2 separate regions of the Homo sapiens genome follow, and region 2 is linked to region 1. A link is a loop called in an ENCODE intact Hi-C map of the cell type or tissue named here. Cell type or tissue: MCF 10A. All regions are shown on one strand.

Region 1 (2,500 bases):
CAACTATAATAGTCCAATATATAATAAAACATTTTTAAAAAGAATTTTGAGGTTAGAAACTGCATGTAAAATTTCCCCAACGCCTCAAAATGATCGACTCTAATAATCATCCCTTCTAATCCAGCAGCCCATACTTTTGCAATTACCAATCTTTCTGACCCAAGCCTGACCCCTCTAATACCCTACATTATAAAAGTAACCCCTCGACAGGAGGTTCATCTTCATTCAACAATGAGGCAATAATCAAGAAAAAACTTGAAGACCAAAAGGCCAACAGGAGTTCACAAAATTCAATTAAGTCTGTTAGTTTTGAGAACAGATCAAAGAGGTTTAAAAGTATTCCATAAAATTCAGCTCATAAAGAACTGTTTTCATTTTATCCTTCCTTCCCTGTGTTTCCCAAAATATATACCTCTATTATAATAATGTCTTACTCTTTGGTATTCACCAATCTCAAGCCAATGATACTATATTTTTCTGACCAATTTTTAAATATTCCCATATGCTTAGCTCTTTTGCCATTGTTAACATTCATTTTCATTTCTGGATCAACCTATCTATGTTTTCCTTCCTTTGTTCCAACCTTATTGAACATTTCTTATTAAACACCAGGCACTGGGTATATCATAATGAAAATACAGACCTTGTCACCACCCCTAATATTTGCCATCTAAGGAAAACACAGATAAGTAGCAGGCAATTGTAATAATTGCTGTGATTGTGGACATAGTAACATACAGAATGACTACATCAGAATCATGTACGTCATGCCTAACCTGAATTTAACACATCAGCAAACCCTTGTGTAAGGGAGTAATGCTTAAGCTCTGTATGTCATGGGATGCAACTGTGATTTGCCCCTCTCACAAGCAGTTTAAATTGGTGGGATGGGAGTCAGAGTGGGATGTGAAGCTACTGTTGTAGGGGTGGGAAACATGAATCCCTTTTGTCCTTGACAATTCCAACACAGTTTGCTACAGAGAACATTTTTTTTTTCCTCCTTACATGGTCAATTTTCTGTGTCAGCCTGACTGAGTCACAGAGTGCCCAAACATTTGGACAAACATTATTCTGAGTGTGTCTGTGAGAAAATCTTGAGTAATACAAATGGATCTGATGAAATGGGATGTAACTATGTGTGCTTTCCAGCATCGAAGGCAGTTTGTAACTTCTGAAGAATGTAGAGCATTTTAATGCTATTTCCATCCCCACCCACAGCCCACTGATTAGTATTTCTTTTTTGTTTTTAGAAATAATTATTCCTAGAGCAAGATCTACCTGCTGTGTTATTTGCTCAGATTTGTCTTTGAGGCAAAAAGAATTCTGGACCCTAAACGAGTCCTCTTATGTGGGTCATTTTTTTAATACTATGTGTCTGTCATATTTATTTTTCAACAGCATACAAGAAGCTAAAATATTATAACTTTTGTTTTCGGTTGCTAGGGTTATAAGGATAGCAGTAGCAAGTTCAGAAATACCATCTACCATTATGCAAAAGTGACAACTATATCTATTCACTGACTTTGACAAAACAATAAAATAAAAGAACATTACTTGAAGGAATGCAGAAAATTAGCTTTTGCTATTTGCAATCTCCATATCACAATTCTTAGTGGTTAAAAAGATTCTGGCAAACAAATAGAAAGCTTGTATCTACATTACCCTCCTTGACACAATAAATACTTGATCACATTTATCCTTATGGTGGAGATTTTTTTCAAAAAGACATTACATATGAATGATAAACTGTCATTTTAACCATGTTTCAGCCCACAGATATTAAATCTAAGTAGCTTTTGATATTTCTACATCCTAAAACACACCCTTCTTCTATGCTTTTTGCCGCCTCTACTAAATGGAAAACATCTAGTACTAAATCAGTGCACATTGGTAGAGATGAGAAACATGCACTGTTGGTGGGAGTGTAAATCAGTTCAGCCATTGTGGAAGACAGTGTCATGATTCCTCAAAGACCTAAAGGCAGCAATACTATTCGACCCGGCAATCCCGTTACCAGGTATACACCCAAAGGAATATAAATCATTCTGTTATAAAGAGGCATGCACACATATGTTCATTGCAGCACTATTCACAATAGCAGAGACATGGAATCAACCTAAATGCCCATCAATGATAGACTGGATAAAGAAAATGTGGTACACATACACCACAGAATATTATGCAGCCATATAAAAGAAGAGGATCATGTCCTTTGCAGGAACATAGATGGAGCTGGAAGCCATTATTCTTAGCTAACTAACACAGGAACAGAAAACCAAATACCATATGATTTCACTTTTAAGTGGGAGCTAAACGATGAGAACACATGGACACATAGAGGGGAACAACACACACCGGGGCCCTTTGGAGGGTGAAAGGTGAAAGGATCTAGACTATGGATACTAGGCTTAATACCTGGATGATGAAATAATCTGTACAACAAACCCTCATGACACAAGTTTACCTATGTAACAAACCTGCACTTGGACCCATGAACTTA
Region 2 (2,500 bases), 89 kb before region 1:
CTCATACCTGTAATACCAGCACTTTGGGAGGCCAAGGTGGGCAGATCACCTGAGGTCAGGAGTTCGAGACCATCCTGGCCAACATGGTGAAACCCCATCTCTACTAAAAATACAAAAATTAGCTGGGCATGGTGGTGCACGACTGTAATCCCAGCTACTTGGGAGGCTGAGGCAGGAGAATCACTTGAACCCTGGAGGTGGAGGTTGCAGTGAGACGTGACTGTGCCATTGTACTCCAGCCTGAGCAACAAGAGTAAAACTCTGTCTCTAAAACAACAACAACAAAAAATACTTGGCATATATGAAGTACAGCAAACTATGAAAAGTGTTATGAAAGTAAATAAAATTTAATTTAAATTTTTTCCTGAAAATATTTTTTTCTCTTTGTGTAGACAACAGCAAGAATCAGCAGCTTATATAATCATCCATTGCATTTCAGATAACAATTATTGCCTCTGTCTTTATTTCAGGTCACCACAAATAGGTAGTTCTGCATCTTTCTAATCAAGTGTGCAAGGAGAAACACAGCTGAAACTTAACAGGTAGGCGTATATTTTAAAAACCTCTTCATGAGGCTTCTGCCCATTCCCTAATGCTGTTTCACACCCACACCTTAATAGAGTTTCTGCTCACTGTTCATATTATACCAAGAAAATTAGCAAGTTAATGTAGAACACTGAAATAAGTATTTACTAGTCATTAACCTTCTAGAATATTGAAGCATGGTAGACTGTACTTTACATATGTTATCCCAATTTATCCTCAAAATGCCATGTAATAATTTAAAGGCAATCATTAAGGGAAACATATTGCAGTTAACTGGGAGCTAAACCGCCTGGATTCAAATCCTGGCTCCCACAATTCTTAGTCATATCCACTTGGACAAATTACCTAAGTTCTCTGTGCATTCCTCACCTGTAAAATATGAAAAATGATGGAATCTACCTCAAAGGGTCCTTATAAAAATTATGTGAGTTTATATTTGTAAAGAATGTAGCACAGGCCTGGCACACTGGCTCACGCCTGTCATCCCAACTCTTTGGGAGGCTGAGGCGGGCGGATCACAGGTCAGGAGTTCAAGACCAACCTGGCCAACATGGCAAAACCCCATCTCTACTAAAAACACAAAAGTTAGCTGGGCATGGTGGCACGCACCTGTGGTCCCAGCTACTCAGGAGGCTGAGGTAGGAGACCCTTTGTTTGAACCTGGGAGGTGGAGGTTGCCGTAAGCGGAGATCATGCCACTGCACTCCAGCCTGGGCCACTGAGCAAGACTCTGTCTCAAGAAAAAAAAAAAAAAAAAAAAGAATGTAGCACAGTGTTTCATGACTGATGCAATCATTCTGCTGGGTGCCAAGAATGTTAGCTGCTGAAGGCTGACTCTCTCCATGAGAACTGGCTTCACCTGAACAAAATGGCATGCCCAAGGTTATGCCTCCACTGGCCATCAAATGCAGCCAGTGTGGTGGTGCAGAAGCTCAGCCCTTGCCTCAACATGGGACATCTCTGAAGGCCCATCTTGGTGCCAGAGCTCCTCATGCAAGCAGCACAGGCCTCTTTTGCAGCTACATCAAAAGTCAACTTCTTTCTTTTTCTGCTCCTGCTTCTCCTCTTCTTTTATAGGTAGTGCTTCTGAGATCCTTCTCATATAAACACCCTGAAGACAGGTATCTATTTAGAGTCTGTTTCCTTAAATCCAAGATGCTACGGTAGTTTTCAGGAGTGATCTTATGACGTATACTCTATAAGGTTACTGTAAAGCTGAGTCACCCACTGACCACAATGAAATGGCAAAGAAGAGCACATCACAGACACTAGATACTGAGAGCCTGGACATGCTATAGCAGTACAGTCATTCAATTTTCACCAGTAGTGAATTAGAATAGAACCATGGTGAAAGGGAAGGCACTGATGGTTCAATCACTCAGGCAATTGAGTTTCAAGGAAGTCAGTAGCAGTTATAAGGAGCGTGGAATCTGAATACTGCCACTGGGTACTACTGATGCATTGTGAAATACAGGGAAAGGCTAAGAGTGATCAATGACCTATTTTAAACAAGGTCTGAGAGTCAGAAGACCTCCATGGAGGCATATAAAAGATTCTCATTCACTGTAGCCAGAGGGCGAGAAAAGCTGAGGAGTAAGCCCAGGACATAATTAGAAAGGTAGAGCACTTCAGAGGAGGTTGAATTTTCATATCAAGCAAGTCTGCTATTCCAAGAACCTATCTGGGAAAGACTGGAAGCCTGGGATTTGAGAAAGGGATATTTGAATTAATGTCCTTGAACACACTGGGGCCTGCACAAATGGCCCACTCCTGCCTGATAAGGTTCTGCTGTCCTTTCTTGCTTGAAGATGATGCAGAGGGCTCTGCTTGTACAATAAATATCATCCCCCTAAAGACTTATCCCACCTCCCCTTCTGGCCACTAGGCTAATACCAAGTGCCAAGATACAACATAAACTGACTAAGAAAATGCTAGGCCTGCTACGAGTAAAAAG

The links. Hi-C counts contacts between places; a loop is a spot of excess contacts. Peaks named below come from ENCODE experiments on the same cell type or tissue, not always from the same donor. Only the 100,000 strongest peaks of a DNase experiment are listed, where the experiment ranks them.
Region 2: a loop joins it to region 1, with 15 times the contacts of the local background. A loop is called at or near these places in 2 of 110 quality-filtered maps.

The regions. Positions count from the first base shown.
Region 1 is chr4:175,418,534-175,421,033 of GRCh38, forward strand. No RefSeq gene overlaps it. Among named protein-coding and RNA genes, the nearest start is that of GPM6A-DT, 370 kb to the right of the region's middle. In MCF 10A, no CTCF peak of the experiment used is centred here; a DNase peak (open chromatin) is centred at 1,048.
Region 2 is chr4:175,329,083-175,331,582 of GRCh38, forward strand. No RefSeq gene overlaps it. Among named protein-coding and RNA genes, the nearest start is that of ADAM29, 410 kb to the left of the region's middle. In MCF 10A, no CTCF peak of the experiment used is centred here; DNase peaks (open chromatin) are centred at 1,359 and 1,789.